Linked DNA regions of Homo sapiens: regions 1 and 2 are each linked to region 3. The links are chromatin contacts, found by Hi-C or POLR2A ChIA-PET in ENCODE. All regions are on one chromosome and are shown on one strand. Each heading gives the region's core, a stretch centred on a gene start or an enhancer-like site at or near the end of the contact. The rest is flanking DNA. Distances are from core to core; before and after follow the strand shown.

Region 1 (3,550 bases), core at 344-2,843, 240 kb after region 3:
GGCGCCTGTAGTCCCAGCTACTTGGGAGGCTGAGGCAGAAGAATGGCGTGAACCCGGGAGGCAGAGCTTGCAGTGAGTCGAGATCATGCCACTGCACTCCAGCCCGGGTGACAGAGCGAAACTCCATCTCAAAAAAAAAAAAAAAAAAAAGACATTATTTTGTTCCTTTTTATGGCTGAGTAGTATTCCGTGGTGTATATATACCACGTTTCTAAAATCCACTTATTGGTTGATGGGCGTTTGGGTTGGCTCCATATTTTTGCAATTGTGAATTGTGCTGCTATAAACATACATGTGTATGTGTCTTTTTCACATAATGACTTCTTTTCCTTTGGGTAGATACCCATATTTCAATTTTTTAAAAAAGAGTTGGAGGAGGTGAGTAGATTGATATCACATCTGTGCTGAGGTCCCCTAGACTTGCAGGGGGAAGGAAAGGGGTTGATAGGGAGACTCCTGAAGAGTATGACAGGCGATGGGGGCACCTTACTCAGTGGCTGCGTAGTGGCCAGGCCCCCAAATCAGGCCTGCAGAATAGAAAAGGGAAGGGAGAGCATTGGGCTGGAAGATGTTGGTGCAGCTTGGATATTCTTTCTGCATTCTTACTGGACGTTTTGGCGTAAGTGGCATTCCAGCTTCCTTTGAATTTGGATGAGGAAGAACAGGAAGGAAGGAAGGAGGGGAGGAGGGATCATCTGTCAAGTGATTAGCAGAAATAGCTTTTTGTACTTTACAGAATCTCACTCATTTTTAAAATTTAAATTTACTTAAATGGTGATGTAGAATGAACCATGTGCCAGGCACTGCTCTAAGCACATTGCATGAGCTGACTCCTTTATTCTTCTGACAAGTAGCAAGGTAGCTACTTTTCTTACTTCCCCTTTTACACACAAAGGAATTAAGGAACTGAGAGCTTGATGATTTTTTCACACAGCTGATGAGAGGCAGAGCAGAGATCCCAACCCAGGCCCCAGAGCCCACTCTCTTAAGGGCGGTGCTATGCTGTTGTTCATTCATTCATCCTGTAAATGTCTATTGAGTGTGGACTATGTGCTAGGCATTTTGCAAAGCACTGCAAATTCAGGGATATCAGCGGCTGATGACCCTATTTCAGTAGTTGTGATGTATGAAGCAATAAAATAGGCCCACCTGAGTGCTAGTTGGGAGGTTCTATGATTATTGCACTTTACAAATGAAAGAGGGGTTACCCAGCCTGGAATTGGGCAAGTCTGGGTGGGAATTCAGGGCTATTTAGCTCCAGCCTCCCATCTCCAGATGCTAATTGTGTCAATATGGATTTTCCAGGATGGGGACCCGTAAGAGGCAGCCCTGCTTGGTCCCTGCCTGCCCCACTGTGGCCCTGCAGCTGTGGGCTCTGGGCTTTGGACCATCTCCTTTTCTGAGCAGGCAGGCTTGGATGTCCTCTCCAGCCACCTGGCAGAAGGGCTGTAACTGAATCCTTCTGTGGCCTTGTGTTCCTGAGAGCACCAAACCATGTGTTTGTTTAGCAGGGAGAGGCTCAGGTCTCATTTGTGGGTGGTCAAGCCAACTGTAGGGACAGGAGCCGGCAGCTGAGGCTCTTAGGCAGGGACAAAACTAGTGGTGTGAGCTGGTTTCCAACACAGAAAGGTCCCGTCAGCTGTTTGATCCCGTAGGACCTTGGGAGGTATGAAAGGCACAGGGGCTGGGCCCTGTTTGGTCTCTGCCAGGGCCTCTCCCAGGGCAGGGTGCCTGCGGCCCACAGTTTCTCAAGGTCACAGCAATGTTTAACAAGGAAAGAAAATAAATGTAATTATTCCAGAATACAAAAAGAAACCTGCAGGCCCAGGTGCAGTGGCTCACGCCTGTAATCCCAGCACTTTGGGAGGCTGAGGCAGGCAGATCCCTTGAGGTCAGGAGTTCGAGACCAGCCTGGCCAACATGGTGAAACCCCATCTCTACTAAAAGTACAAAAATTAGTTGGGTGTGGTGGTGGGTGCCTGTAATCCCAGGTACTTGGGAGGCCGAGGCAGGAGAATCGTTTGAACCCAGGAGGCGGAGGCGGCAGTGAGCTGAGATCGTGCCATTGCACTCCAGCCTAGGCGAAAGAGTGAGACTCCGTCTCAAAAAAAAAAAAAAAAAAAAAAAGGAAAAAAAAAGAAAAGAAAAAGAAACCTGCAGAGTTAAAATGAACACATGCTGAATTAAATGCCTACCAAGGGCAACTTCATGCCAGGCTGTCATCTGGACCTCAACTGTGATGAGCTCATGTATATGTAAATCACGGAAAGTGGATGCATTTTAATGTGTGTGATGTGATTGACATGGGTAGAGCCCAGGACCTGTGAAGGCCTCACAACCATCCTGCGAAGAGAGGTGCTCTATAACCTTCCGGGGCTCCCTGGTCCCTTCTAGGTAAGGTCCCTCTCCACTTGGCAGGCGTTTGAATTTTATTCAGCCAGTGTTTTTATTTTATTTATTTATTTATTATTATTATTTTTGAGATGGAGTCTCTGTCGCTCAGGCTGGAGTACAGTGGCATGATCTCGGCTCACTGCCACCTCCTCCTCTCAGGTTCAAGCAATTCTCATGCCTCAGCCTCCCGAGTAGCTGGGATTACAGGTGCGCACCACCACGCCTGGCTAATTTTTTGCATTTTTAGTAGAGACAGGGTTTCACTATGTTGTCCAGGCTTGTCTTGAACTCCTGGCCTCAAGTGATCCACCTGCCTCGGCCTCCCAAAGTGCTGGGAGGATAGGTGTGAGCCACTGTGCACAGCCTTTATTTTATTTTTTAAAGAAACAAGATCTTGGCCGGGCGCGGTGGCTCACGCCTGTAATCCCAGCACTTTGGGAGGGCGAGACGGGCGGATCACGAGGCCCCGAGATCAAAACCATCCCGGCTAAAACGGTGAAACCCCGTCTCTATTAAAAATACAAAAAAAATTTGCCGGGCGTAACGGCGGGCCCCTGTAATCCCAGCTAACTTGGGAGGCTGAGGCAGGAGAATGGCGTGAACCCGGGAGGCGGAGCTTGCAGTGAGCCGAGATCCCGCGACTGAACTCCAGCCTGGGCGACAGAGTCAGACTCCGTCTCAAAAAAAAAAGGAAAAAAAAGAAACAAGATCTTGCTCTGCCACCCAGGCTGGAGTGCAGTGGCATAATCATAGCTCATTGCAGCCTTGACCTTCTATGCTCAAGCGATTCTCCTGCCTCAGCCACCTGAGTAGCTGGTATTACAGGTACGTGCCACCACACTTGGGTAATTTTCTTTTTTAAAAATATTTATGTATTTATTTTTGAGATGGAGTCTCGCTCTGTCACCCAGGCTGGAGTGCAGTGGTGCAATCTGGGCTCACTGCAAGCTCCGCCTCCTGGGTTCAGGCCATTTTCCTGCCTCAGCCTCCCGAGTAGCTGGAACTACAGGCGCCTGCCACCACGCTCGGCTAATCTTTTGTATTTTTAGTAGAGACGGGTTTCACCGCGTTAGCCAGGATGGTCTCGATCGCTTGACCTCGTGATCTGCCCGCCTTGGCCTCCCAAAGTGCTGGGATTACAGGCGTGAGCCACTGC
Region 2 (3,397 bases), core at 891-3,390, 200 kb before region 3:
CTGCTCTTAAATCCTTGTAAGAACTTGGGCACGGTAGCTCCTGCCTGTAATCCCAGCACTTTGGGAGGGTGAGGCAAGAGGATCACTTGAGCCCAGGAGTTAGAGACCAGCTGGGCAAAATAATGACATGCCATCTCTACAAAAAAAAAAAAAAAAAAAAATTAGCCGGGCATGGTGGGGCATGCCTGTAGTTCCAGGTACTCAGGAGGATCGCTGGAGACAAGGAGTTCAAGGCTGCAGTGAACGTCGTGACGGCACCGCTGCACTCCAGCCTGGGCCACAGAGCAAGACCCTGGCTCTAAATAAATAAATGAACCTTTGTAAGAGAACCTGTAAAGCTCTTCCCTGGTTCTCCCATCCTGTGGAAAACCTCCGAACTCCTTCAAATTCTCAAGGGTGAGAGACGGATTTCTAAATACCCAGGGCTTCCATTAAGGTAAAAACCATTAAGAAGATAAAAAAGTCAAACCCAATAAACAACAATTCTAAGACTCTAATTAATGACATGCATGCTTATTTGGGAGGGAAAGGCACTGATATCTGCAACTTACTTTGACACAAAAAACAAGAGGGACTGCTGGTTGGACAAATATGTGATGAAATACAATAAAGTGTTAACTCTACATTCTAGGTGGTGGTCTGTGGGTGTTCACTGTAAAATTCCTTCAACTTTTGTATGTTTCACGTTTTTCGTAACTGAATGTGTAGAGGGGGAGTCTTCTGAGACTGGCAAGTGACTGGGCATAACCTTTCCGATTAAGGGCAGAGGGCAAGGCAGAGCTGGCACGCCTCCCTCCACCCAGTTCTACCTAGATCGGCCCCAAGGGAAGCAGCAAAGAACCCAGGAGAGCAGTAACTTGCCCGGGCACCGCCCCGCCCAGCATCAGGCCCCAGAATACAGAAGAAACTGGCAGAAACACTATGGAACGTCCCTGCCCCCGGGCCCGCCAACCCCCTCACTGGGACAGGTTCTCAGCCCCAGCTGCGCCCGGGAATGATCTGGGGAGCCTACTAAATGCAGATTCCTGGGCAGCGCGACGGAACTACAGCATCCCAACACCTGGGGTGGGCCCCAGGAATCTGCCCGTTTCCCAAGAGCCCCAGGTGGTTCTGACGCAGAGGATCTTGAGCCCACCTTTGGAGGAACTCACAGCCACTCGCCCCACCTCATCTAACACCTGTTGAGAAGCCCCCCAAGGAACTCGCTAAGCCAAGGTCCTCGAAGGCGCGACTCCTAGCCCCAAGCTAGGCCAGGCCGTCGCCATCTCCGCCGGGGATGCGCGGCCGAGCGCCACATCCCGACTCCACACGTCGGCGAGCCGGGCGCGGGTGCAGGACACTGCTGGGCTCCGGGACGGCCAAGGTCACCCGCGGGGCTCGGCAGGGGCTGGCTCGGCCACGGGGCTCCTCCTCGACCCCCTTTCCTTGAGAAAACAACTCCCACCCCTCCCCTCCCCGTCTCGCCCTGCAAGACGGAGATGGCAATTTCCACAACCTTCCCTGACGGAAAAACGTGCGGGCGAGCAGGCTGCCATTCCGGGCGCACAACCCCGCGGCACACAGCGGGGCGCCCGCCCGGGCCCCGCCACCGCAGCGGCTTCGACATCCCCAGGGCCGCGCTAGGTCTCGGCAGCGCCCTGAGGGGAGGACGGGCCCCGCCATGCCGCGCCCCAACCGCCGGCCCCGCTTTACCTCCAGAAGCCCGGTGCCCGAGGCCGGCCGAAAGCGGAGAGGGGCCCGGGTCCGGACAGGCGCCGGCAGAACAAGACCCTCAGCCCCGCGCGGCTTTGCGCGCACAACGAAACCCCCCAACCCACCGCCCACCCCACCGCCCAGAGGCTTCTAGGACTTGTAGTCCGCCCGGTCACCCCCCCCACCACAACCCGCTCTGAGAGGCTGGGGACTACGGTGCCCGGCATGCACCGCCCAGGCGCCGCGGGCGGGGGCGGGGAGGGGGCGCCACGGTCCGAGGTCACGCCCCGACCTGAGGAGAGCTGGCGCCCAGACCCTTCCCCCGGGGAGGAGGGCTCCCGCGCGAAGCCGTCTCCGAATGCGTCCAGTCGACTCACCGTCCCCGCAGCCCTGGGGCAGCGGCCGCAACAGCAGGACCGAACGCCTCGGCAGCTGGCAGTCGCACTTCTGTCACAAGGAGGCGGGTAGACTTTGGACCAGGGCCGAGGCCCGGGACGTCACGGTGGGGGGTGGGGTCTCGGGAGGCACGTGATGCGCCGTGATGACGTCAGTGGGAGCGGAGGCGATTTGGCCTAGAGCTGGGGCTGAGCACGTGGGATGGTCGGGGCCTGTTTGCCCAATGTACACGAGGCTGGAGAATAGGGAAAGAACCGTCCCTGTGAGCGCCTCCTCTTCACTCATGCCAGCAACAGGGCAGGGCATCTTCCTCCAGGGCTGCATTTTTTCTTTTATGCGACTAATATTTATTGAGTTTGGGAGGTGCATTACATAAAACCTTGAACCACACGGTCACTGTCCCTGCGCTTGAAACTGCCTTTGCAAAAATTACAACAGAAAATTATGACAGTGAAAGAGAGCTGACCTAACCCACTCCATCTTGCTTCTAACCTCCAGGTTGTCCTTGTTCATTCCTAGGCATAGGCAGAACTAACTTTGGGAGCAACTTAGTTTATAGTTTAATATTGAAACAAAGATAGTTAACAGCCCTTTCCCAAAACAAACCCCCTTGTTGCCTGAGAACCAGGCTTCCTTTGTAAGAGTAACACGTTAGCTACAAGATTAGACATTATAGTTTAGGGCCCAGCTCAGTGGCTAACGCCTGTAATCCCAGCACTTTGGAAGGCTGACGCAGGTGGATCACTTGAGGTCAGGAGTTTGAGACCAGCCTGGCCAACATGGTGAAACCATGTCTCTATTTAAAAATACAAAAATTAGCCGGGTATGGTGGCACGCACCTGTAATCCCAACTACTAGGGAGGCTGAAGCCCAAAAATTGCTTGAACCCGAGAGATGGAGGTTGCAGTGAGCTGAGATTATGCCTCTGCACTCCAGCCTGAGCAAGAGACTGAGACTCCATCTCAAAAAAAGAAAGAAAGAAAGAAATTACGGTTTAGGAGTCATGCACCCAGAGGCCACAAGATTCTAAACCTCCCCAGTTGATCCTAGGTATAATATCACTATTGTAAAACCTAAGATTGGTACTCTTAGGTGTTTTTCTGACCCTGCAGTCTGATGCACCAGCCAAGGCCACCTAGAGCTGTAATCTGACTCAACCAGTTCTTGCATCCTTCAACACCCTGTGATTTCATCTCCCACCCCACCAATCAGCACTCCCTACTCCTTGGCAGCTTATCTACCAAATTACCCTTTAAAAACTCTAGGCTCTGAATTTCCAGGGAGACTGATTTGAGTAATGAAACTTTGG
Region 3 (3,256 bases), core at 220-2,719:
TAGTGTAACCAAGGCTGGGAAGGGTAGTGGAGGGTGGGGATGCTTAATGGATACAAAAAAAACAGAATGAATAAGATCTAGTATTTGATCAAGCCACTGCACTCCAGCCTGGGCGACAAAGCGAGACTCCGTCTCAAAAAAAAAAAAAAAAAAAAAAAGATCTAGTATTTGACCGCACAACAGGGTGACTATAGTCAATATAATCTAATTGCACATTTTATTTATTTATTATTATTTTTTTTGAGACATAATCTCACTCTGTTACCCAGGCTAGAGTGCAGCGGCGTGATCTCGGCTCAATGCAACCTCCGCCTCCTGGGTTCAAGCGATTCTCCTGCCTCAGCTTCCCGAGTAGCTGAGATTACAGGTATGAGCCACCATGCCAGCCTAGTTTTCGTATGTTTAGTAGAGACGAAGTGTCCCCATGTTGGCCAGGCTGGTCTCAAATCCTTGACTTCAGGTGATCCGCCCGCCTTTGCCTCCCAAAGTGCTAGGATTACAGGCGTGAGTGAGCCACCGCGCCCGGCTGCACATTTAAAAATAATTCAAAGAGTATAATCATATTGTTTGTAACACAAAGGATAAATGCTTGAAGGGATGGAGACCCCCATTTTACATGTGATTATTACGAACTGCATGCCTGTATCAAAATCTCTCATATACGCCATAAATATATACACCTACTACGTACCCACAAAAATTAAAAAATTTTTAAAAATCTTAACAAATGTGATGCTGGTGGTAACTGTCACGCCCACAGAGGAGGTCTGTGAAAGCACCCAGGCACCCCCTCTCGCCCCGTGGAACCGCATCGCAAAGGTAGCTCACTGGCCCCGGGGCGGGTCCCTGGCCGACAAACCCGTAACTCACAGCAGTGACGCTTCCCGACGCCCCCCGGCCACATCCCCACAGGAACGCTACGGCGCACAGGGCATTACTGTGCCCCCACCACAACCACATAAAGAAAATGTGGGGGCTCGGTCCTCCAGTCACGCGGCGAGCAAGTGCAGCGCGGGACGCCCGAGCGCCGGGTCTAGGCGGGCTGCAGGTGCCGGCAAGTGCTGGGGCCGGGCCGCCGCGGAACCCACCTGTGCTGGGCCTCAGGCCTTGCGCCGCCCTCGGGCTGCCGTCGCCAACCCCCCCCAAACAGCTCGCCGCCACGCTCCCTCGCCGGGGCACCGCCCCCGGCACCCGCCCCGGAAGTAGTTGCGGGAGGGCGCGGAGCACGCCGGGAAGCTCGCGGGTCGGCACCGGGACAGCTCCCGGGCGCCGTGGAATGCACACGTCCCGCACCCGGACCTTCCGGTCAGCTTCCCGGCTCGCTGTCTGATGCCCGCGGTAGCCAATGAGCTAGTGGTGTTTGTCCTGCTCCGTCCCCGCCCTCCAGGGGAACCAATCCCATTGCAGGAGAGGCAGGACGCGCAAAGGCCCGAAAGAGGAGCTGGGCGGGGTGGGGGGAAGGCGGAGGCAGTCTAGTAATGTAAAGCTCCGCTGAGAGGGAGAGTGCTGAAGAAGGGGACAGCCTCTGTACCTGCGGCGCGGCCCGAGGGGCGGACGCGAGCGGAGTGACGCGCTGGAGGCTGTTTATAGCGCTGTCAGGACAGCGCGGGGAGTGGAGGCAGAGGCCTGAGGTGAGGGGCCTCGGGCCTGCTGCGCCTGCAGGGAGTTGAACAAAACGCGGGGAAATACGGGCTGGGGGTGGGTGAGAGGAGGAGCGATGGGCTTTCCACTTCCACAGCTTTAAAATTTAAAAGCTCGACCCGGGAGGCTGTTGGCGTCTGGTTGCCATAACAACCGGCAGCCTCGTGGCAGGCCGGCTGGGGGCGGGGCTCTGAGAACCGGGGCGGGGCTGTGGCGGGGCTAACAGGCTGCAGCTGAGAAACCCACCCCGAGACGGAGCCGGAAGGCCGTTATTCAGAGGCGGCTCCGAGCCTCCCCTTCGCCTTCTGGATGCTCTGAGCTCCTCAACTTGGCGTTCAGGGCCCTGCATTGTCTGGTCCGTTTTCACCGGAGAGTCCAGCAACTGACACTTTCTTCCCTTAAACCTGTTGGGCGGTTCATTCCTTTGAGCTACTGTACATGCTCTTCCTTCTGCCGGTAATGCCGTTCCCTCCCCTATTGTCTTGTCCGCCTGAAGGGTTTATCAGAGTCTCTGGAGGCCCTCTTCATCCCGACGATTCTGTTGCCCTAAGAAATACTGTGCCCTGAATTGCGGAACAGAGCTCTAGTTACAAAAAACACCCGCTGGCTGTGTGCACCAGATGCGTCCCCAACCCGCTGCTCCCAGTTCAGAGTGCACCAAGCACCTGCCCTATTCCCAGAAGTACAGAGGAAGCAAGCAGCCCCCAATTCACATCTCCTGCCGCTGCCCTGATTGGGGATGAACGGGCACTGACTGCAGGGCCAAAGCCACAGCGGCCTCTCGAGCTGCAGAGTTCTCCTGACACTGGCTCTAGAGGACCCTCACCCCCCAGCTCTCAAGCTCAAGCTCCCCAGCCCCCTGAATAACAGGACCATCTCCTTTAAGACTCTAAGATATAAATGCAGGGGCTGGTCAGAGTAGTGACTCCAAAAAAAAAAAAAAATCACTTAGTGACTCCAAACTGTCAGCCAGGCGCGATGGCACATGCCTGTAATCCCAGCACTTTGGGAGGCTGAGGCAAGAGGATCACTTGAGGCCAGGAGTTTGAGACCAGCCTGGGCAACAGGGAGACTCCATCTCTACAAAAAATAAAAATGTTAGCCAGATGTGGTGGTACACACCTGTAGTCCCAGTTATTCAGGAGGCTGAGGTGGGAGGATCACTTGAGCTCAGGAGGCCGAGGCTTCAGTGAGCTATCATTGTACCACTGCACTCTAGCCTGGGCGACAAAGCCAGACCCTGTCTCCAAAACAAAAAAGCAAGGTGTCTTCTGTTCCTTGGTAAAGGGCAGTAAAGGGTAGTAGGACTTGAAATTCCCCCTGATTCAGAGTCCACTGTTGCTATTTACTAAACACCCTGAGCCTATGAAATGAAGAGAATAGTTATGCTATATGGGGTATATATAAAATATACCTATATATCATTATATATCGTACATATGGCATTCTATATAACATGTACATATATCTACATAGGTATATTTATATCAATACATATATTTGTATATTATTATGTATATATCACTATATACATTATATACCTGCAGGCTCCACATGTGTGCATGAGTGGGAACACACACACACACGTACACACACAGTGCCTGGCACTAACAGG

Evidence for each region. Hi-C counts contacts between places; a loop is a spot of excess contacts on that map. ChIA-PET counts read pairs that join two places held with the same protein, here RNA polymerase II (POLR2A). Pooled maps may share reads with other maps.
Region 1: a pooled map shows a loop between it and region 3 (4-fold over the local background). The contact joins the enhancer-like site here to the promoter of DNAAF8 in region 3. A Hi-C loop is called at or near these places in 2 of 50 pooled maps. POLR2A ChIA-PET finds 5 or more read pairs at or near these places in 11 of 52 experiments (A673, AG04449, AG04450 and 7 more).
Region 2: a pooled map shows a loop between it and region 3 (11-fold over the local background). The contact joins the promoter of CDIP1 here to the promoter of DNAAF8 in region 3. A Hi-C loop is called at or near these places in 2 of 37 single-sample maps with no recorded cell type and 12 of 50 pooled maps. POLR2A ChIA-PET finds 5 or more read pairs at or near these places in 6 of 52 experiments (CD4-positive, alpha-beta T cell, Caco-2, Panc1 and 3 more).

What each region holds. Positions count from the first base shown.
Region 1 is chr16:4,975,343-4,978,892 of GRCh38, forward strand. The region is part of intron 2 of SEC14L5 (SEC14 like lipid binding 5); the gene reads left to right. Among named protein-coding and RNA genes, the nearest start is that of SEC14L5, 19 kb to the left of the region's middle. Within about 2 kb of position 1,594, at least 8 of the 41 ENCODE cell types and tissues checked have a DNase peak (open chromatin) inside an H3K27ac peak, as active enhancers do; they include OCI-LY7, where a contact is called at or near this core.
Region 2 is chr16:4,536,633-4,540,029 of GRCh38, forward strand. It overlaps CDIP1 (cell death inducing p53 target 1), which reads right to left and starts at 2,141. Exons shown (of 6, transcript NM_013399.3): 1 at 2,070-2,141. It also overlaps a transcript of C16orf96 not described here. RefSeq lists silencers at 1,538-1,757, 1,768-2,057.
Region 3 is chr16:4,733,068-4,736,323 of GRCh38, forward strand. It overlaps DNAAF8 (dynein axonemal assembly factor 8), which reads left to right and starts at 1,470. Exons shown (of 10, transcript NM_139170.3): 1 at 1,470-1,631. ANKS3 (ankyrin repeat and sterile alpha motif domain containing 3) reads right to left here and starts at 1,204. Exons shown (of 18, transcript NM_133450.4): 1 at 871-1,204. RefSeq lists silencers at 990-1,049, 1,100-1,329.